Linked DNA regions of Homo sapiens: region 1 is linked to region 2. The links are chromatin loops, found by intact Hi-C in ENCODE. Cell type or tissue: HCT116. All regions are shown on one strand. Each heading gives the region's core, and the rest is flanking DNA. Links, peaks and the distances in the headings are about the cores only. Region 1 has its middle 30 kb from the start of LINC02065. Region 2 overlaps MAST4 (microtubule associated serine/threonine kinase family member 4).

Evidence for each region. Hi-C counts contacts between places; a loop is a spot of excess contacts. Peaks named below come from ENCODE experiments on the same cell type or tissue, not always from the same donor. Only the 100,000 strongest peaks of a DNase experiment are listed, where the experiment ranks them.
Region 1: it touches region 2 in a loop (5-fold over the local background); 4 of 110 quality-filtered maps call a loop at or near these places.

Annotation. Positions count from the first base shown.
Region 1 is chr5:66,233,585-66,245,620 of GRCh38, reverse strand. No RefSeq gene overlaps it. Among named protein-coding and RNA genes, the nearest start is that of LINC02065, 30 kb to the right of the region's middle. RefSeq lists an enhancer at 11,281-11,863. In HCT116, for the core only: a CTCF peak has its summit at 6,423 (motif pointing left); a DNase peak (open chromatin) is centred at 6,400; H3K27me3 peaks cover 832 bases.
Region 2 is chr5:66,751,972-66,764,007 of GRCh38, reverse strand. MAST4 (microtubule associated serine/threonine kinase family member 4) reads right to left here. Exons shown (of 29, transcript NM_001164664.2): 2 at 4,146-4,299. Among named protein-coding and RNA genes, the nearest start is that of MAST4, 160 kb to the right of the region's middle. In HCT116, for the core only: a CTCF peak has its summit at 6,590 (motif pointing right); a DNase peak (open chromatin) is centred at 6,607; H3K27me3 peaks cover 2,835 bases.

The DNA of each region.
Region 1 (12,036 bases), core at 2,084-10,083, 520 kb after region 2:
CTTGAAGGTTCCCTCTATTTCCTTAGTCACTACTTCTTACTTCCTCCCAGTCAAACTCTCATAGAATTAACCATTCCTCTTTGGATATACCACTACTATCATTTGTACCCAACATCTCTTCACATCCTCTCAGCCCCATCCCTCACTGCAGCCACTGCTACAGCAACTCGTCTCAGACCACTCGATCAGTCTCACACAGGTGAAGTTGACCCACACCTCTACTCAGCCCTCTCTGCTCATCTCTCACTTCCTGCTCCAGGCCTTCTCTGATACCAAGACTGGCACATCAACAGAAACCCCCTGGACACACACACAGGGCCACCAGAAGAACTGGAGGGAGGTAACTAATCCCTCTGGGCCCCTTGTGGATTAAGTTTCCCCCCTTGTCCCCTGTGCAGACCCTGCTGAGGCACATTTCACAAAACTCCATGGACGTTTCAGCTGCTCAAACACCAGTGGCCTGAGCACTGGCCAGCTCCAAAAAGCATCCTTGTGTATTGGTTCTCCCTCCTTTCCTGAGTCTCTTTCTGGAATCATTTCCAAATAAACCATCTATGTGTATATTTTCTAGGGCTCCATTTTCAGAGAAATGCAACCTAAAATATTGTGCTTATTTTGTATTATATTGGGGTAAACCATGTGAAATTGCCAATATTTGACCATTTTGACCTACAAAGATGACAATTTCATACAATCCAATTAATGCTTGTTTATATTTATGTCTTTTCAAACAGAAGGGAAGCCTCTTGAGGTCAGGAGCAGCACCTTACTCATTTCTGCATCCCCAGCATCAACCACTGTGGCTGGCACGTAGAGAGGTCTCTCAATAAATTTTGAATGATATGTCGTAATCTTCTCAGTGTAGACAAGGAAAAGGCTAAGGAAAGGATTCTTCTGTAAGTAATATCTGGAAAATAAAGTTAAATCCTTACCTCACATTTTACACTAAAACAAAGTCAAGATGAGTTAAATATTTAAATGTAAAAGAGAAGCAGTTTTTGAAAGTACGGAGAAACTAGTTCATAGCCTGGTGGGAGAGGCAGTTATACAAACCAAAATTTTACTCTGGAGCAGGAAGGGCTTCACTAACAGAAGTATGGGGGATTAGAAGAGCGTCTCGGTCAGGCCTGGGGGCTCCAAAGGCTGCCAGGGGAAGGAACTTTAAGCTAAGTTCTGAAAGACAAGTAGAAAGTAGCCAAGAGAAGGGCTGGTGAAAAGCATGTTCCAGGCAGAAGGGAGAGTCTCTGCAAAGGCCTGGAGGTGGGAAAGTCAGATGGGAAAAAATGATAGGAATGGTCTTGAGGCCCTCAAGTAGATGTCAACTACACCTACATGGGGACTATCATATCCTGGCTTTGGGGGAAGGTGTGTCAAATCTCACACAAATGGCAGCTGCATTCTTTTGGGACAGGGGCACAGAGGTGGACTTGGAGTCCAACATTGCCATCTTGCAGGTGGATAGGAATCTCTGTGGGGGGCCACATGGTCGCTGAATCCCTGGGGCTAATGCAGTCCTAGTCTGCATGCCAGCACCAGCCCTGACAAGTGCATGTGAAAACGGCCCTGGCCCACTCAGGAAGGGCCATCCAGATGCCAGAATTACATCCTACACCAAATCTACGTTTAGAACACCGTCCATTCTCTCTCAATGGCTTGTGAGAAAGCTGCTTTGCAAGTTGCCCCACCGTGGCCCAGGAGCTCTTTGAATTGCCACAAGATAGCATGGAGGGTGTCAGGCTATAGCCAGGTCAGAGAAGAGGGACCCAACACAGGGCCAGGAATAAACCAGACTCCTCTGCTTTTCAGTCTAGAATTAAGTTAATTGTATATTATGGGTGCAATGTTTTATGGTCTGTGACAATTGAAATATTTATCCATACACAAAGTCTAATGCTTACGTCCTGTTTACCCTAATGACTTTTTCTACGTAATAAAAATACGATTCTTTTCCATTCAAGTTGATAACAGAACTGTATAAATGTTCCTCTTCCAAGAATCAGGCAAATGGAATCAAAATACTTCATAATAACCATGCAGTATTTTTCACAGCATGGTTACTTTAAAATCCACTTAAAGGAATAAGGTATGTATTTTGCCATGAAATCCTTTAAAACCAGAGAGAATGAAGTAACAAAACACCGTGATCGTATAAAGAGAACAAACCAGTATATTCCATGCCCCCTTCAATGGCAATCCTGACTGAACATGAGTACTGATAAGAGACTTTATTGTAGGCTCATCATTTGTCATAAATAATCATGAGGAAACTCCCGTGGCTTTAGAAACTTTGTCACTGGCAGGTAGGCATAAAAATGCTAATATTTTCAAAATAATCTATTTTACAACACCTGTCTTTGGTCACCTCTCTACTCTTTTCAGACATCTGATGGGATAAATTGTTGGAAGATGATCAAATAATACTATCAGTAACATGCTCAAAGAATTTTTATAGCCATCTATTTTCTCAGTTACCACTGTATTTTATTTATGGCTCATGTCAAAAAAATGCCTTAGGGCTTTTTCTCCTCAAGTCTATAGCAGTTTATTTCCCCAAAATTGTGCCCATGCTTTACAGCAAGATCCACAGCAATAAAGCAAGAAATCAGAAAAATCAGCATTTGATATCAGCAGTTCAGCATTCTCTGCTACCTGGGACAATCCAGAGGTGATCACAGAAAGGGTCTCCATGACCTTGCAGTAGCTGCAAATCACTGTGATCTGAATGAGAATAGTCTCCTCTTCAATAATACATTACAGACTTAGTACATTTAGGTGCCCTCAAGGTTTCTCAGTGGGAACCCAAATTATTTCAGCACAAACCTCATTTTTCTTATCATACAACTTCCATCGATACATTTATGATCTCTTTAAAGCACACAATAGAGGGCATACCCATGCATCATGCCCACATTTATCCACAAGTGCTCAGATAGATACATAAGCCAATAAATTCTAAATGACCAAATAAAAGAGCTAACTAGAATTCTCATCCAGGGGTGAATGCATGGCTGCTCACATTCAAGATCTGTCCTAATAGAAACTAAGTGGAAAACCACACAAAAGAAGCTAGCGGAGTCCAGCCGTAAAGGTCAGAGAGATGAAGGGGCTGCTATAGCAGACGGCACCAAAGGAGACTGACCGAGGCCTTTGCCATTAGCAGAGAATGAGTCCCCAGACCATCAGGGGTCCCCATGTTCAAGCAAGTTTCTATAGGAGAATTTCCCCAATAAAAAGCAATAAAATACAAATAGAAATGCAGTGTGCACCCTTCAGACCCAGATAAAGAACAACAAAGCCATGCTGAAATGTCAGTGCTCATTGCTGGGAGTCCTGCTGGGGACCTAGCCAGACCTCAGCACTCCCATCCTGTCCAGCACACACACACCTCATCCCCAACTTCCTCCTGAGCCCAATGATTCACACACAGCAGGAACAATTCAAACTTGTCCCTCAGTAAGATTACAAATTACCAGACCCCATGGTTCTAAAACTAATGGCTGAGAGGTATAGAGTACCCACGGGATACCAGGTGCTGTATGAAGTGCTGTCTATACATTTATCTCATTTCATTCAGCTCAACTGAATGAGAAGAATACTATTGTTACCCCACAGACACACTTCTGATGAGATGCTTAAATTTAGTGAATTAGACACTTTGGCAAGTATCTGACCAATTCACAATCATCTTCAATCTCCTGAACTCCCCGATCTTTGCCCCACAATCCAGAAATGGAACTTCCCAAGAAACATGCTTTTACCACCTGGTGCTGTCCAATGGGCCATTCAAAAGCCCAAATTTGAACTGACAGCAAGAGAGACTGAAAGTTGGTTGCTAAGTCTTAGCAGCAGAGACTGGAAAGAGGTACAGTGAGCTCCCGCTGCCAACATCAGGCAGCCTTTGCAGCCCATGAGAGATCTTCCAGCGAGCTCTTTTTCCAAAGCTAGATTTCTGTTCCTTGCTATGACCTCCGTGACTCTGATGGCAGAACGCAAGGGGGAGCATCACCCACTCCAGGAACGAGAAAGAGCCCTATGCCGCAAGGTAGACCTTACCCACTCCAGCCTTGCCAATTCCATTTGCAGGAGCCAAGGGGGCCGCAGAACTCAGAGTGCTCTGGCAAGACCTCTTTGCCCTTCCTTCTCCCGTCACTCACACCCTGACTACACCCTCTGCCTTGTCACCATCAGATCCTTTATCTCTGCTACATCAGCCACCATAAGAAGCCCAGGACTCCAAAGCATCTGTGTGTCTTTTCTGACCCCTATTTCCTACAACTACCCACCCTTAGCTTCTGACATTCTTCCACCACACCTGCTGGATCACACAATGAGTCCTCAAGAAAATCACCCGTTGGCCGGGCACAATGGCTCTCACCTGTACTCCCAGAACTTTGGGAGGTTGAGGCCGGCAGATTGCCTGAGGTCAGGAGTTTGAGACCAGCCTGGCCAACATAGTGAAACCCCGTCTCTACTAAACATACAAAAATTGGCCAGTGTGGTGGCGGGTGCCTATAGTCCCAGCTACTCAGGAGGCTGAGACAGGAAAATCACTCGAACCCGGGAGGCAGAGGTTGCAGTGAGCCCAGATTGCACCACTACACTTCAGCCTGGGCAACAAAGCAAGACTCTATCTCCAAAAAAAAAAAAAAGAAAAGAAAGTCACTTCTCTTCTTAGCCTCCTCTGGGCTCATTTCCTTCACCTCTTGCTCTAACTGAAGCCTGAGGATGCTGCTTCTCCTGCAGCTGATTTAAGTGCTGGACATTTTCTCTCTCATGCCTCTTCAACCACTGGTCAGGGATGGGATAGCTGTCCTCTGCCCTTCACTGCCATTTCTAGATTCCTCTTCTTCCCTAAGCCCCTTCCCCCAGGCTCCATGTCCTATGTCATCACACTGTTCCCATCCAGTGGCCCTCTATGGCAGTCATCCACTGAGCCCCCCACCCAACATTACTGCCCTAATTCCCGTAGGAGTTTTGAGTTTGGCTGACTGCCACTTTCTTCAGCGGTACCCGTATCAAAATTCTTGGTGATTTTAATACCCATGTGGATGATCTTTTTCAGGTCCTTAAGATCTACCTCAGCCACTCATTCCCACGGTCACACCCTTACCATTCATTACCAATAAAGCACCCCTCCATACTGTCAATTTCCAGCATCCCAACTCATAAATCCAACTGTCCACTTCATATTCCCATTGTCTAACAGCCATCTCAAACTGAGCACATCCAAAATCAAACTTTTTATCTTTCCCCAAAACCTGCCCCAACTGCTGTCTCATTCTTCCACAGGTATGAACCAAAAACCTTTATACTTCTTACATCCCACATCTAGCCTGTCATGCAATCCTGTTGGATCTACCTTCAAAATATAGCCAGAATCCAACCACATCTTTCCAATTCACCACAACCACCCTGGTCTGAACCCCCATAATGTCTAACCTGAATTTTTCAGTCGCCTTCTACCTGGTCACGCCTTCTATTCTTGTCCACTCTCCTCATGCCCAGTGTCTCCTCAACACAGTGCCAGAAGTGGACCATTTAAAACATTTAAAATTAGGCCAGGCACGGTGGCTCATGCCTGTAATCCCAGCACTTTGGGAGGCCAAGGTGGGTGGGTCACTTGAGGTCAGGAGTTCAAGGCCAGCCTGGCCAACATGGTGAACCCCATCTCTATTAAAAATACAAAAATTAGCCAGGCTTGGTGGCAGGCACCTGTAGTCCCAGCTGCTCAGGAGGCTGAGGCAGGAGAATTGCTTGAACCTGGGAGGCAGAGGTTGCATTGAGCTCAGATCGAGCCACTGCACCCCAGCCTGGGCAACAGAGTGAGACTCTGTCTCAAAAAGCAAACAAACAAACAACAATAAAAAAAAAACTAAACATTTAAAATTAAATCACGTTAAGTCCCTCTTTCCTCAAAAGGCTCTCCACTGGCTTTCCATCACATTAAAAGTAAAAGCCAACATCTTTACAATAACTTAGCAGATGCTGGTTTGATGGCCCCAGCACTGATCACTCGGGCCTCCTCTCCTGCTGGACCCCCTTCATTTAACCTGTTCCAGGCCCTCTGGCCTGCTCGTTGTTCCTTCTGTGTGCCGGACACACTTCTGCCTCAGGCTCTTGTTCTTTTGGACACCTCTACCTGGAATGTTCTTTCCTCCATATTTCCACTACTTTCCTCTTTTCCCTCCTTCCAGTTTTCAATCAAAAATCCCACTCTCACTGGGGCTTCCCTGACCACCCTACTTAAAACTGCAGCCCCACAACCACCCTCTCCCTGCCCTGAAATTTCCTGTCCCCCTTTCTTGCTTTCTTTTTCATCATGACACTTATTGTCATCTTTCTACTACAAACTTTTACTTCTTTTTTGAGTGTCTGCCTCCACCTGGTGGAAGGACAACTCCATGAGGTTGTGGATTTTACCTGTTTTGTTCACTGCTATGTCTTCAACACGTAGAACAGTGTCTGCCACACATAGGTATTCAATAAGTATTTTTAAATTAAGGTGTGAATAAATGAGAACAAATCAATTTAGGCAGATTAAGCAATTTCTCAAAGCTTATGGAGTTAGTAAGTGGCAGTGCTCAGAGCAGATTTATCAAAGGCTGAGCTGCCCTCTACACGACTGGACTTCCCTGCCTCACATCATCACATACTTGGGAAAGTTTACAAAACAAAACTAGAAGCAATCAGAAACGTTAAATCATTGAATAGTGAGTTTGTTGTTCCCTTATTGGATAGAAAAGGGATAAAAAGGAATCCACTTGGAATTGTTTAAACCAAGACCAACTTTGGAAAAAGCTCGATAGTAAATATTGCATGCTTTGCAGGCCATTTGTTCAACAACCACTCAATGCTGCGGTTGTAGCACAAAAGCAGCGACACACAATACTTAAACGAATAGCCATGGCTGTGTTCCAATAAAACTATATTTACAAAACACAGGTGACTGGCTGGATTTGACCCCACGGGTCGTAATTTGCTGACACTTGGTTTAAATCTGTAAAAATGTGATGAGGCTGCATGTGTAGCTGTGTTCCAAATCTTAGGCAATTATAGGAAACAGTGATAGAAAGTAAGGAGCATCAACTTTCATTTTGCCCAGTTCTGGGATCAAATTCCAGCCCTGCCATGTGCTGGTTGTGACAATGGATAACTTACCCCACCTTTTTGAAATTCAGATTGCTCATCTGTCAAAGGAATATCCTTCTCTGGCAGGGCTGGTCTGAGGCATGAATGAGATGATGTGTGAAATGTAGCCACTAAGTTGCACATAGTAGTTGCTCAGTGGTGATGATCACAATTATTAGGCGGTTCCTATGGATCCCCACTAGACTTGGAGTCAGGGCTCTCTCCTTTTTCATTTTGACATCCCCTTAGCCCCTAGTTCTGGCCTGGAGATGTCGGTACTGGGCACTTTGTGAAGGACAAATGAAAGGACACATCACTTTATATCATGCCTGATGAACTTCTAAAGAAGTAAAACAGTTTTTTTTTTTAAACCAAGTTCTAGAAGCATTCAAACACATGAGGCTTAAGGGCATTGTGGCTATGGAATTATGCTGATAACAATATTGGGAGAATATAAAGCCAATGTACTTTCATCCTTGTTTTATCCAGTCTTCAGATCTTGGGAGGTACTGCAGATCACCTCATGCATTGCCATTCCAGCCCACCTTGCTGCATGCACTGGAGGCTGGCAAGCAAGACTGTTTCCCTGACACTCTGAGAACTCAACTGAGCAGACATGCCACAAAAGATCTGCAAAGCCTCAGTGAGGTGGCTTTTCGGCTGGCGGAGCACAGTGATCTTTTCTACTGGCTTGGCTGCTGGCTGAGGCTGTGTAGTCCTGCAGCTGAGGCAGAGGTTTACCGAGGCCCCAGTAGCAGTGGCCGCACCCTTGGTGGGCTAATTCTGCAGTGCTGTTCTGCAAGGAACTGGAACCTCCTCCCCTAGGCTGTCCAACAAAAAGTATTAAATCTATGTATGTTAAAACTAACCAGAGCGATTGCTGCCATATGGGACTGACCCCAGACTGACACTGCTCCTGTATTGGAAGCCTTGTCCACCAATTCAGATCATCAAGTTTTCTCACAGCATAGAAGGGACTCAAGATACGACCCCAGACTGATTCTATTAAATAAGGAGAAGAGAGAAAGACTTGTCCTTTCCAACCAAATGGAATGTGGGAAGAAAGACAGACATTTACACAACCTTCAACAGAAGCAGGCAGTGAGGTGTGTGCTTTCTCACCTGCCCTCTCTAGAGCAGTATCCAGAGAAGAAGTGGACAGATTGCAGCCCAGCTACAGCAGGGAGCCTTGGACCCTGCCTGCCCATCAGGAGCTCACTGTGGGAAAGAGCCGTGCCAGGGCGCCCCTACACCAACACAAGGTGATCACAGAGCTAGCTGCCCTATGGTCTTAAGGTTTTCAGAAATGTCCACATACCTGTGCAAGAAGATGAGATGCAATGAACAAATTGGAAAACAATATTGAAAAGGAAAAATTCATTTTTCTTTACCCACTCTTTTTTTGTTTGTTTTTTGAGACAGAATCTCACTCTGTCACCCAGGCTGGAGTGCAGTGGCGCAATCTCGGCTCACTGCAACCTCCGCCTCCCGCGTTCAAGCGATTCACCTGCCTCAGTCTCCCAAGTAGCTGGGATTACAGGCACCCAGCACCACGCCCGGCTAATTTTTTGTATTTTTAGTAGAGACGGGGTTTCACCATGTCAGTCAGGCTAGTCTTGAACTCCCAAACTCAGGTGATGCACCCACCTTGACCTCCCAAAGTGTTCACTCAGTCTTACAACACTTCGCTTCTGACACCAAATGTGTGGGGAGTTTTCTCACAACAACCAATTCTCCAACTCTCCACAAGCCAGCAGGTGTACACAATTCAATCACTACACTACCTGGAGTCAGCACCTGCGTCACAGGTTAAGGCTTCAGTCTCACAAGACTGCCCCCCATTTCAGACAGCAATCACGAGTAACGTGTCCTAGGTTACCCGCACTTCTGTCCAACGTGGCTACTAATTGGGGGTTCCCACAACCCCCTTCTCAGGTTCAATAATTTGCTATAACAGCTCACAGAACTAAGGGAAACACATTTACCAGTTTATTATATAGGATGTGGTACAGGATACAGATGAAGAAGTACGTAGGACAAGGTCTGGAAGGGTCCCCAGCACAGGAGCTTCTGTCCCTGTGGACTTGGGGTGTGCCACCTCCCCAGCATATGGATGTGTTCACCAAACTGGAAACTTTCTGAACCTTACACTTTAGAGATTTTGATAGAAGCTTCATCATGTGGGCATGATAGAGTATTAACTCAATCTCCAACTCTTCTCCCCTCCCAGAGGATGGAGGGGAGGGCTGAAAGTTCAGGTTTCTAATCAGGGCTGGGTGTTCCTGGTGACCATAACCATCCAGGAACCCACTAAAGGTTATTTCATTAGAACAAAAGAAACTCCAATCACCCAGGACATTTCCTGGGATTAGGAGCTCTGTGTCAGGAACTGGGGTCGAATATTAGAAAACAAATGCTCCTTGCATCCCTATCACTGAGGAGATTATTAAGGGCTTTATATTAGTTCTGTGTCTGGAGTATTTCACAAATGTTAAGGCAATATAATTTTTTTTTTTTTTTTGAGACAGAGTTTTGCTCTTGTTGCCCAGGCTGGAATGCAGTGGTGCAATCTCGGCTCACTGCAACCTCCGCCTCCCCAATTCAAGTGCTTCTCCTGCCTCAGCCTCCCAAGTAGCTGGGATTACAGGCGCCCGCCACCACGCCTGGCTAATTTTTGTATTTTTAGTAGGGACGGCTACTGCTTGGCCAGGCTGGTCTTGAACTCCTGGCCTCAGATGATCCACCCGCCTCGGCTTCCCAAAGTGCTGGTATTATAGCCATGAGCCACCGCACCAGGCCAGCAATGTAATTTTTGTATTTAAAAATGGGCTTTTGGCTGGGTGTGGTGGCTCATGCCTGTAATCCCAGCACTCTGGGAGGCCAAGGCAGGAGGAGGATTGTTTGAGCTTAGGAGTTCAAGACCACCCTGAACAACACAGTGAGACCTTGTCTCTACAAAAAAAATCAAAAAATTAGCTGGGCATGATGGTGCACGCTTGTAGTCCCAGCTATTCTCAGGAGGCTGAGCGATCTCAGGATCGCTTGAGCCCAGGAGGTCGGGGCTGCAGTGAGCTATGATCGCACCACTGCACTCCAGCCTGGGTGACAGAGCGAGACATCGACTCAATAAAAAAGGGGAGGGGGCTTTAGATAGTGTGTTTGTAAATAAACTTTTAACTGTTCGAAGAAAAAGATCTGCTTTACACGTCAAGATGTGAACAGTGGTTACTCTCCACAGGAAACGGGTAGAGACATGGGAGGGAGAGTCTTCACTTCTTCAATTATAACATTCAGTACTATGTGAATTTTAAAAGGAGAGCGTGGACTTCCTTTGTGATTTGTTGTTGTTGTTGTTGTTGTTTGCCTTTCTTCAGAATTGTTAGCCAAATGAAAATAGCCAGATGTGGACAGCTGATGTAAAGATTTGTTACACTGTGATCTGGTCCAGGAACTTTACCTTCAAACATAAAGACTTTAATATTCTAAGTTTCCCTCTGTCATTTCTGAGAAAAAGCACATTGGTTATGCCAGAATGGTTGAGTAGTCCTGTACCCAGACCAGGGGTTCTCAAACTTGAGCAAATACCAGAATCGCCTGGAGAGCTTGCTGAAACACAGACTGCAGACCCTCACCCTTGAGTTACAGTTTCAGCACATCTAGGGTCAGGCCCCAGGGGGTGCGGCTGCTGCTGATGGGTGGTCCTCGCTCTGAGACCTGCTCTAGACCCTCCTTTCTCAACCTGTAGTCCCAGAACCAGCAGCATCAGCATGGCCTGGGGCATGTTAGAAATGCAGCATCTTGGACTTTAACCCAGACCTCCTGAAGCAGAACCTGCACCAACAAGCACCCCGGTGGCTCCCATGCACGCGACAGTCAGAGAACACTGATCTAGATGTCCAGAGCCTTTAGTCCAGCACTTTGAGATGCTTCCCCCAAGCACAAAGCCTTCCATGAGCTCCCGCTCAAGTCCTGGGCCTGTGGTGCTGAGACATGACAGTGGCGTCTTGGTGGTCAGGCCTTGGGGTTAGGAGGGAGGAGGAAGGAGATCCTGACCGTGACAGAGAGATCTCCACGGCCACAGACTGTGGGTGACATGTAGCAGGAAACACTTTCTCTTCTTAGATGCATTCCTGCAGCCTGTGAGGGGCTCAACAGCACTGCTGAGCCACATCCTCCCGCGCACACAGAGAGGCAGAGGGCTGGACCCCATTCTGGATGCAGACCCCACAGCACCAGGCTGGAGAGTTCCCCCTGGCTTAGGTTCTCCCCTTTTGTCAGGCCCTCTCAGAAATGTGCTGTCTGCAAAGCTATTGCTCAAGCAAAATAAAAGGCAGCCAAACTGAAGGCCTTCTGGACATTTTAGAGACAAAACAAGCATGATTTCCACCAGTTAATTTTATCTCAGTGCCCACATGATGAGATCCATTATGCAGGCCACATGGCAAACCTAGTTACATTGCCTGGTGGTGGCCAAGGGGGCTATGTCTGGATCGTCAACACCATTTGATTATGCCAACCAGCCTCCTCCAATACACACTTGGCTTCCATGGTCCAGTGAGACTCAAAGAAGAACAACTATTTCCCTCCCACTCACTGCCCAGACTTGTCTCTAAGCCCTTTTTCTGTTACAGAGATGACCTAGCACATAGGATCTCGTAAAACTCTGCAGGATACAAAATCAAAAGGTTAGCTTTTCCTCTAAAAGACAAAGCAAGAGTGGAAAATGGAAGTTATAAACAATAAGGCTTTTCGCTAAATAGGTAGGCTGTTTTTCTCTATTAAGCAATGAAGATGTGCTTCTTCATAACGCCTTTGAAAGGATCAATGCCGTCCTGCAGAGTAATGGAGTAATGTTGACTGGTCTCCAAAACACAGTATTCAGAGTTGGATGTTTGAACAAAAATCAAC
Region 2 (12,036 bases), core at 2,585-10,584:
CAGTGTACAAAAAAGGCCATAGCATCCTTCACTTGCCCATTTTTAAAGGAAGCCTACTCAACCATCACTCCAATTTGAGAAAATTCCTTAGCAGAAAGTAATTGTTTTCCTCCTCCTCAGTAAAGACAGATGCTCCTCATCTTACAGTGGGGTTACATCCAGATAAACCCATCAGAAGTAAAAAATATCTTAAGTCAATAATGCATTTCATACCCCACTAAACTCATCATAAAGTTGAAAAGTCAAAAGCCAAACCATAGTAAGTGGGGGACCGTCTGTATACAATTATTTAATTACAAATACAGTAAGTCTTAGGTAGTATGAGACACTATGAGACCATTTAACAATGGGATTTCACATTAATATATTGTGAGTCTCTTTCAATATTAAAACATATTTTTTATAATATGACCTTTAATGTTTACAATTGTTTTCCATTTTATGTGCGTACCATAATATGTTTAAGCAGTATTCATTTGCCAGCTATTTAGATAATATGAAATTTTAATTATTATAAATGGTACTGCTTTATATATAACTAAGGTTAATTCTCTTGACATATGACTGTTTCCTTGTGATGAATTCTGAGAAGTCAAATTTCTGGGTCGACCAATGTGTGAATTTTAAGGTTTTAAATATGTACTAATTGCCTAGTTTTACTTTATTTTTACAATTAAACGACTGGGAGCCCTACAGATTGAGCCAACCACAAATTTTAACTGAGTGAACAATTTTCCCACCTAAGATTCACTCCAGTTAATACTGCTGGAATTAAGAGTTTATTTAAAACCTACTAGGTACTGACTATGCTAGGAACAGTGTAGCAGTTGTGAGCATGAACTCTGGAGCCATGATGCCTGGGTTCAAATCCTCGCCTTCTGTTGTGAGGACTGTGACCTCAAGGAAGTTACTCAACCTGCTTGTGCCTCAGTGTTCTCATGTGTAAAATGAGCTAACAGTGTCTCCCTCATAGACACACACAGATGTTATAAGGATTAAATAAGCCAGTAAATATAATTCCCTAAACACAATGCCTGCTACACAGTAAGCTTTTAATATTAGCTATCATTATAAGGGATAAATATATAAATTGATCACAGATCTTCCTTTCAAAAAGCTAAAAGTTTAGTGAACCTTATCAAGGATAATTGGTTGGCAAAACTGTCCAACCATAAACTAAAAATCTTTGTTTTAAGGAAAGCAGAATGCTGCCAAAGAAAAGATCCTTGGATTAAAACAAAGTAAAACAATGAGAAGGTGGTCAGTTGTTAAGTAACAGATTAGATCAGGCATGGGCCTCTGATGGAAAAACCAGTAAGACTTATTTTAAGTTTAGCAACAGGGTATGTCCCAAGATGAGATCACATGTGATTATTTGGTTACCTAAAACTAGTGGAAAACACATTTTTTAAAGATCAGGGAAGATGCTGTCTTCTCTGTGCTCCAACATCTGACACTAGCCTGACATGAACACAGTGCCTAACACCAAGTAGCAAGCCAGTCGATAAGGGTACCAAACTCATTTCCATGAGCCCATGCCACCCATCAACTCCAAATCCCCCCAAATTCAATTAGTTATGCACATAATACTAACAGCTGCCTGGGCTAGCTGCTTTGTGTATATTATTTCATTAAATCTTCAGCTAAACCATACAGAGGAACAATTAAAAATGTTTTTTTCATATTCTAATATAATTTTCAAGGAACTGTCTTCAAAAACAGGCTGACGTTCGATGGATTTTTTTTTTAGCTCTTCTAAGGACTATTAAACATTTAAAAAAATTATCTGACCAAAGACTTAGTTACCAAAAGTAATTGTGTAGCGAACTAATTGTCTAAGGATTGACTTGCTAGAGCTGTTAAAATTATGACAAGAGAATCAAGTCCGGCTATTTATTTTCAAAGCTAAAGGCCAAATTTCATGTTTGAGATCATATATCTGATCAACAGCCATACCCTTGCATTATTTTAAAGCTTTATGTAAACTGCTTTAGCAAAAATGGATAGAATAATTACTGCCCCTCCTATCTATCAAAAATAGTTGAATCAAGGTAAGTAAATTTCCTAAGTGAAATTAATAAATAAAAGGATGAGTCTTTTAACCTTTAAGATTTAATTTTCTTACCTACAAGAGAATAATCTTTGGGATCTCCTACTTTAAAAAGCAAATAGTCTGCATTTATGAAATGAAAGCAAAGAAAAATATCCTAACAAGCATTAGAAGAGCATCAGTAAACTCAAGGGAAAAGATTTGCCTTAAACTGCAGCAGTTTTTTTGATGAATTTCTCCCCCTTGGCCTGAGGTAGTTTGGCCTTTTGTTCCAGCAGAGTGGCACACAGGGTCAGATGTCCCAGACTCCACTAATCATGTGGCAGTAGCACTTCTGTTCCCAGAAATTTCATCTTCAAAACGTCAAAATCCATAGTTCTCCAAAAAAAAAAAAAATGAGTAATTCAACTTACTTTCCAGGCCATTTTTAAACTGGTAGACAAGACCATCATGTAGAAAGAAAACTCTGTTTGGGGATTTTAAGAAACAAAGTTCCGTGAAAATATTTATATCTAGAGGAAAAAGTACTCTGATGAAATAACAGAAATCCAGCTTTCAGTGGTATATAGTTAATAACATACAATTTTAAGTGGTGAGTTACCTTTTAAAAGCTAGGCTTTAACTTATCTTAATTTGGGTATTTTGCAGTCAAAAATAATTTGTGAGTTTTCTGGATTTGAAAATTTCTCAATTTTAACAATGAAATTTAAAAAGGGGTGAAAGAATTGAACCAATACTTCACGAGACACAAATAATTGTCCAATAAGCACTTGAAAAGGTGTTCTAGATTATCTAGTCACCAAGGAAACATAAATGAAACCCACAATGTGATACATCTATGTAACACTGAAAATGGCTAAAATTTTTAAAACTGGCAATACCACAGGTTAGCAAGAACGCACAGCAATTGGATCGTTCATCCATACCTGTCAGGAATGTAAAATGGCACAATTTTAGAAAACCGTTTAGCAGTTTCTTTTCTAATTTTATTTTTATTAACAAAGAATAATTTATACATATTCATGAGGTACTAGTGATGTTCCAATCATATAATGTATAGCGATCAGATCAGGGTAGTTAGCATATTCATCATATCTCAAACATTTATCATTTCTTTGTGTTGGGAACATTCAATATCATTCCTCTAGCTATTTGAAATTATATATATTTGTTAATTACAGTTATCCTACAGTAGTATAGAACACTAGAACCTAATTTTATAAAGTTAAACATACGCTACTAACACACGCAACAACATGGGTGAATCTTAAAAACATCACACTGAGCAAAAGAATCCAGACCAAAGGAGTAGATACTCTGCTTCCATTAATGTAAACCCCTTGATAAGGTCTATCTAATCTATAATAACAGAGCAGATCTATGGCTGCCTAGGGCCAAGGATTTGGAGTTGAGGGTGGAAGTAGAGGGTGGGTTTGACTAGGAAGAGCATGGGAAACATTTTATATCCTGATCACGGCAGTAGTTAAACTGAGGTATAAATTTGCAAAAATCCATCCAAACATAAACTTAAAATTGGGGATATTGGCCGGGTGCGGTGGCTCACACCTGTAATCCCAGCACTTTGGGAGGCCACGGCAGGCAGATCACGAGGTCAAGAGATCACGACCATCTTGGCCAACACGGTGAAACCCCGTCTCCAATAAAAATACAAAAATTAGCTGGGCGTGGTGGTGTGTGCCTGTAATCCCAGCTACTCAGGAGGCTGAGGCAGGAGAATCGCTTGAACCTGGGAGGCGGAGGTTGCAGTGAGCCGAGATCATGCCACACCACTGCACTCCAGCCTAGCAACGGAGCGAGACTCTGTCTCAAAAAATAAATAAATAAATAAATAAATAAATAAATAAATAAATAAATAAATAGGGGATATTGTCACTGCATGTAAATTATATTTCAGCAAAGTTTATTAATAAAATTTTCAATTTAACTGCTTTCTGGATTAGATAAGATTTTTATGAAATGGTCTGCAGAGGCAGGCCCATTCTTAAGAAAGCTGATTACATGTGGAACTCTGGGGCCATGCAGGACCTTGTAAAGAAATGCAATTCCTTCTCTCATCCAAGCCGCTGCGACTCACCAGTCAGGGCTCCTCCCAGGCTCCCTCGCCTTAGCTGTCTTCCATCCTCACTCAGCTGTCTTTTATACTTCAGTGATTTTCCAGGGCCAGAAGCCACATCTGGGTTGCTGCATTTCCGAAACGGCATGGGTGGAGGGGATAATATGTGGTCAAGCTGCAGAAAGAGGAAGAATGGCATCACTGGCTAGGGCATCAACACAGCCTAGAATGAAAGACCAATCATTCACACTTTTTCTTCCTTTCTTTTCCTTCTCAAACTCCATTCTCCCAACACTGTGTTCAATTTTGCTACGTTAGAGAATTTAGAATTTCACTGTCACATCTTCCTTCCGAAAGAGAGTCTGGCTTGCTGCAAAATCTCGACAGCAGTGATTTTCAAACTGTGGGTCACAGCACATTAGTGGGTCATGAAATCAAGTTTGGTAGATTGTGACTGGTGTTTTTTAATGCAATAGAACAGAAATTATCACAGTCCAATGAAGAAAGGGAAAGGATTGTTTCATGAAATGTTTTATTCAGTTATACGTGTATGTGTGTGTATCCTAGGTCACTATATAAAACATGTCTTTCTGTACATGGTCTCCCCCAAAATTGAAGATTGTCGCTCTGTAGAGAAGCAATAGATCACTCTCTTTAGTGGGTTACAAAAGAAAATTCACATATTGCTCACAAATATATGTTGTACAGGAGAGAAATTTCTAAGTACCCTAGCCCTTAATGGAAATCAATACATCCCTACGTCACTTTATAGCTTTTTAAAAGAAAACCTGTCACAAGAATCAGAGAAACCAAAGTCACTTCAAGAGACAGCATTCTACAAAAGAATCCCTTGTGTCACAACACTTATTTCAAGATCTGCCTGTTTTTGTAAGAAAGCCTCTCATACTTAATAGAGCCATACCATCTAAAATGTTCACCTTCAAGTAAGTACATATGAATATGTGTCTAAGACAGCTGCAAAGGACAAAAATTTTCATATACACCTACATACTTCCAGTTAGTTATTAAAGATCCCTCAAAAAAGTACATAAAAAGGTTAACTCTGTAGAAATTTAAAAACAGAAGAGTCAAGTAACATTATTCAAAGCCGGGCATTTTAAGAGCCGCTTCACTGAGATTTGTTTTGTTTTCATGGGGAAAAGAGGTGATCACCTGGTTATACTTGTCAAATTTTTTCAGGTGAAGATTATCATGGATGTATTTATAAGAAATAGAAATCTGGAGACTAGGTCATCCATTTTGTCTGTCCATGCACTGCATCATATTCAAAGTCATTGCACAGGCGGAGCGCAGTGGCTCACATCAGTAATCCTAGCATTTTGGGAAGCCAAGGCAGGAGACTCTCTTGAGTCCAGGAGGTCAAGTCTACAGTGAGCCATGACTGCAGCACTGCACTCCAGCATGAGCAACAGAGCAAGACCCCATCTCAAAAAATAAATAAAAAATAATTAAATAAATAGAAATATTTATTTCTATTTATTTAATAATAATAGTTCTATAAAACTATTACACAAAAGGAAATTTGATCCTGTTTATGAGCAACCCTTCCCAAGTTAGTTGAGATAGAACAGACCTCATCGGCTTAGCTGCTAAAAGATTCCCCTAAGCATAACTGTATTCATTAGTAAGACCTAACACCTGGATTTCAAGCACTTCTCTGTAAGTACCATCTCACACTCATTGCCGGTCAGTATTTTAGTGAGAGGCCCTTGAAGAACTAGCAGCCCATCCACTCCAAGATCAAAGCCAGATCAGTAGGAAAAAGGGACTCCAGAGTGCACTTGGGAAAAAGGAAAAAAAAAAAACACACCCTTTCAAATGCAGAGCTGAACTTATCACAAGGTATTTGTCGAGGGCTGCTGTTTATTACATCAGTGTCCTATTTAGGAGGGCCTCCAAGGAGAAGTTTCCATATAGCCTCTAGAAAATGCAGAACCAAATCACTGAGTTCATCTAGAGTCAGATCATTAAAGAATGTAGAGGTTATTTTTGCCTCCTTTTTGGCTCCATTTTGTGCTCATACCCCAATTATTTTTTCTGCCAATTTTTAAATTAGAAACTTTTCAGAAAAACATTTGCAACTACAGAAAAGTTACAGGAACGGTAAACACCCATATTCTCAGTGGCGAGTTAACCTTTTGTCACACCGTTTTTGCTCTCTCTCCTCTTCACACATGCACGGGGACTGTTGGTTGCAGGCAGTATGATTCTTCACCCCCCTCCAAATACTTCAATACTTCAACATGCCTGTTCTAAGAACAAGAATATTCTCTCAAGTTCTCTTATCCTATATTCTATGTAGTCTTATAAGGTGTCTCAAATCTTTTGTGAGCAAGGTAACGTATAAATACCAGGAAAAATGTAACATAAGATTATATCAGGTAGACTTAACATTAAAAAATTTACTTTTACATCACAAGACAAATCTGCAGCCACAAGGTGGCAATGTGCCATAGACATTGAACAAAATGTTCCATAACAGCTACTATTTAATAGTCCTAGTAAATGCACTAAGAATGGATGCCTACCCTGTGAAGCAATCAAACAAGTTAGGGTCCATTCTACTTACTTATTTTCTCTTAATTATGAGTGACAGCTGCATAAAATACAAATATTTCTCATTTAAGGTTCATCAGCATCTGCTACTTATTTTTCACCTGATGTTAAATTTTTTCAGCTTGTAGAATTACAATTAATTACTCTGGGGAAGACTGCTGTATCACAAATTAACAGCGGGTAGAAAAACAAGCAGAGGAAAGAAGATAATTCCTAAATAGGAAAGCCATAAAAGACATGAAACAAATGTGGAAGAAAGAGAAGGAAATCAAGGAGAAAACAGAAAAAAAACCTAATTCATCACATATCGCACATATATAGACATGAGCTGTTAGTCCACAAGCCAAGGTTTTTAATCAAAATCACAAGAAGGGAGTATTATTTTAAATCTGGGAAAACTGAGGCAGTGAACTGTGAGGGCTGCCAATGTTTCAGGCACAGTATGAGCAGAAAACCTATAAGCATAGTGCAGTGCTCCAAGATCCCATTTCCTCTTCACATCCGATCACACTCCCAACAGGCTCTCTCTAAATAGATCATTTTTCCAAATTTGCTCTGTTGTCAGTGGCTTTACTATTCTTTCTACAATTAGTCAAAGCTTCTCAAAACGGTCCACTGCAGCCCTGCAATTTATTTTTCATTTTTTGTCCTGAGTCAAATACTCATGATCCCTTTTAAGACACTTCATCACACCCTAGAGCTTATGGTAGACATCAAACATGTCACTTTGGACTTCGTCCTTTAAATGATTCCATTTTAATGTTTTCCAACTTTTCCAGACTCCCAAAGTCTTCATACTACAAGGAGTTGAACTAAAGACAGAGGCTGTCTTGAAACTTTCACTGATGTTCAAGGGCATCTAAGCCTGGGCATGATACCCCTGCTTCAAATACTTGTGGTTCCTCTCCCTAAGCAGGCTGTGTACTCCTAGAGGGCCAGGTCCTACTCCGTGGTCACCTACATGCTGCTGGCCACAAAGTATCTTGCATTGAAACAGCAATATGTCCTTACCTCATGCACCAATAGTAAATACTGATTTGTGTGACTGGATTTGCTTAAAATTTCCTACGTTAGTTCTTACCACCTCCAACAAGAGCCATAGAAAATTTGGAAGGATTCCTTTAATATTATTGAATGCAGAAGTCAGACAGGGGCACAGGACACCACCTACAAGTGAGGGATGTACACCCGCTCTTGCTAGCAGTTTATCACAGGAAACATGTTAGCATCTTAAGGGATAAAAGGTATATAACCAAGGGAAGTGTGAGGCAGAATTGAAAGAAAGTTTCCAAAACTGTCAGTTCTATAGAAATGCCAATCACCAGAATTCTATACCTAGATTTTCTGTATTTACTGCCCCCACCCATTATATGCTGTTTTACAAATTATCAGGCTGAGAAAAAAACAGATCCTCCACGATGACATTGTGGCTTGGCCATATCAATGAAGATGAATTAAAAGCACATAGTTAACATTTAATAGCAATGTACTGTATTCTTGAAAATCACAGAGTAGATTTAAGTGTTCTCACTCCCCAAAAATAAGCATGTGAGGTAATACATATGTTAATTAGCTTGATTTAGCCATTCCACAACACATACATATTTTAAGACATTATGATGCATATACATATGTAGAATTTTTATTTTTCAATTAAAAGAATAAATTTTAAAAAGTAAAAATGAAGGCACATCATTTACAAGCCTCGATCTAATTTTTGTTAATGTCTCCGCCATCACCATCACGACCATCTGCAAATAAGCACCACAGATTTCTTTATCTACGGCTATATGCCCTAGTAATACCACCCATCTGTCTATAAAAAGGCATATTAGAACTGTCCACAAACAGAACTTTCAGCCTCTTAACTGACAATTTTCTCCGACCTCATTTTCAGACACTTCTATTCCCAAGCACATGGGTTCTGTAATTCATAGTTTTTAAATATTAACAGTGGTCATATAAGCAGAAAGAGAAAGCTTTTTCCAATTTCAGTAAATGGCAATTCTGTTTTCTCTAGCTACTCAGGTCACAAAATCTTTCAGTTGTTCTTAACTTCTCTTTCACACTCCATATCCAACTAGTAAATCCTCCAGGCTCAACTTCCAAAATACACCCAAGATCACTTCACCATTTCTATGCCTACCACCCTTGTCCCTGCCATCCCCTTTCTCTCTTGCAATAGCATCTCAAGAGGTCTCTGTGCTTCCATCCTCTCAGAACCACAGCAGTGACCCTTCTAAAATGAAGCCAGATGCTCCAATTCCACAGCTGGAGTCCTTCTCTCTAGTCCCAGCTCCTGCCACTCCACTCGATCCACCTTGGTCTCTTGCCAGACCTTGGATGCCCCAGGCTCTTCCCACCCAGGACCTTACATTTATCATTTCCTCTACCTGCGACACATTCCAGATATTAGCTATTGTGCCCCCTCTGTCCTCTGGGTCTCTATTCAAATGTCACTCTTCCTGGGATGCCCTCTGTAAATGCCTATGTAAAACAGCACGCTCAACCTTTATTCCTTGTTCTTATTTTTCTTCAGAGCATCTATCACCACATGACATATGAGATCTTTGGTACTTGTTTCTTGCTCTTCTCCCCCTGCTAAAATTAAAGTTACATGAAATTATGCACTATATTGTTTTGTCCACTGCTGTATCCCTAGAACACTGCAAACTACATAAAAAGCACCTGTAAATATTGGTGGAAAGAGCAAATCAATTGCAAATCTCTGATATGTACTTTAAAATATAACAGGAAAAAAATAGAAAACACATGCCATAAAGGGCTTTAATTATTGAAAAAATAGAATAAAATTATATTAATTGTTATTCAAGGTGACATACTGGAAACTAAAGTGAGTCTCTAGTATTTTGAAAAACTGAACACTTCATGTGTGGAAAAGACCCTTAGGTTATGGCAAACCACATCATTTGAAAGAATCTGTTCCATATACCAAACTAATATGCTAATTTTTGAACACAGCTAACTCCAAAGGTAATTCCTAAATAACCATTGAACTTTTTAACTGTATCCCTGCTAGCATATATATTTGTCCAAATCAATCCAATCTTTTCCTACTCCACTCCTCTTCCAGTTTTTGCCCATTCAGTATGATATTGGCTGTGGGTTTGTCATAGATAGCTCTTATTATTTTGAGATACGTCCCATCAGTACCTAATTTATTGAGCGTTTTTAGCATGAGGGGTTGTTGAATTTTGTCAAAGGCCTTTTCTGCATCTATTGATATAATCATGTGGTTTTTGTCTTTGGTTCTGTTTATGTGATGGATTACATTTATTGATTTGCATATATTGAACCAGCCTTGCATCCCAGGGATGAAGCCCACTTGATCATGGTGGATAAGCTTTTTGATGTGCTGCTGGATTCGGTTTGCCAGTATTTTATTCAGGATTTTTGCGTCAGTGTTCATCAGGGATATTGGTCTAAAATTCTCTTTTTTGGTTGTGTCTCTGCCTGGCTTTGGTATCAGGATGATGCTGGCCTCATCAAATGAGTTAGGGAGGATTCCCTCTTTTTCTATTGATTGGAATAGTTTCAGAAGGAATGGTACCAGTTCCTCCTTGTACCTCTGGTAGAATTCGGCTGTGAATCCATCTGGTCCTGGACTCTGTTTGGTTGGTAAGCTATTGATTATTGCCACAATTTCAGAGCCTGTTATTGGTCTATTCAGAGATTCAACTTCTTCCTGGTTTAGTCTTAGGAGGGTGTATGCATTGAGGAATTTATCCATTTCTTCTAGATTTTCTAGTTTATTTGCGTCGAGGTGTTTGTAGTATTCTCTGATGGTAGTTTGTATTTCTGTGGGATCGGTGGTGATATCCCCTTTATCATTTTTTATTGCGTCTATTTGATTCTTCTCTCTTTTTTTCTTTATTAGTCTTGCTAGCGGTCTATCAATTTTGTTGATCCTTTCAAAAAACCAGCTCCTGGATTCATTAATTTTTTGAAGGGTTTTTTGTGTCTCTATTTCCTTCAGTTCTGCTCGATTTTAGTTATTTCTTGCCTTCTGCTAGCTTTTGAATGTGTTTGCTCTTGCTTTTCTAGTTCTCTTAATTGTGATATTAGGGTGTCAATTTTGGATCTTTCCTGCTTTCTCTTTTGGGCATTTAGTGCTATAAGTTTCCCTCTACACACTGCTTTGAATGCGTCCCAGAGATTCTGGTATGTTGTGTCTTTGTTCTCGTTGGTTTCAAAGAACATCTTTATTTCTGCCTTCATTTCGTTATGTACCCAGTAGTCATTCAGGAGCAGGTTGTTCAGTTTCCATGTAGTTGAGCAGTTTTGAGTGAGATTCTTAATCCTGAGTTCTAGTTTGATTGCACTGTGGTCTGAGAGATAGTTTGTTATAATTTCTGTTCTTTTACATTTGCTGAGGAGAGCTTTACTTCCAACTATGTGGTCAATTTTGGAATAGGTGTGGGTGTGGTGTGGTGCTGAAAAAAATGTATATTCTGTTGATTTGGGGTGGAGAGTTCTGTAGATGTCTATTAGGTCCGCTTGGTGCAGAGCTGAGTTCAATTCCTGGGTATCCTTGTTGACTTTCTGTCTTGTTGATCTGTCTAATGTTGACAGTGGGGTGTTAAAGTCTCCCATTATTAATGTGTGGGAGTCTAAGTCTCTTTGTAGGTCACTCAGGACTTGCTTTATGAATCTGGATGCTCCTGTATTGGGTGCATATATATTTAGGATAGTTAGCTCTTCTTGTTGAATTGATCCCTTTACCATTATGTAATGGCCTTCTTTGTCTCTTTTGATCTTTGTTGGTTTAAAGTCTGTTTTATCAGAGACTAGGATTGCAACCCCTGCCTTTTTTTGTTTTCCATTTGCTTGGTAGATCTTCCTCCATCCTTTTATTTTGAGCCTATGTGTGTCTCTGCACATGAGATGGGTTTCCTGAATACAGCCCACTGATGGGTCTGGACTCTTTATCCAATTTGCCAGTCTGTGTCTTTTAATTGGAGCATTTAGTCCATTGACATTTAAAGTTAATATTGTTATGTGTGAATTTGATCCTGTCATTATGATGTTAGCTGGTTATTTTGCTCATTAGTTGATGCAGTTTCTTTCTAGTCTTGACGGTCTTTACATTTTGCCATGATTTTGCAGCAGCTGGTACCGGTTGTTCCTTTCCATGTTTAGTGTTTCCTTCAGGAGCTCTTTTAGGGCAGGCCTAGTGGTGACAAAATTTCTCAGCATTTGCTTGTCTGTAAAGGATTTTATTTCTCCTTCACTTACGAAGCTTAGTTTGGCTGGATATGAAATTCTGGGTTGAAAATTCTTTTCTTTAAGAATGTTGAATATTGGCCCCCACTCT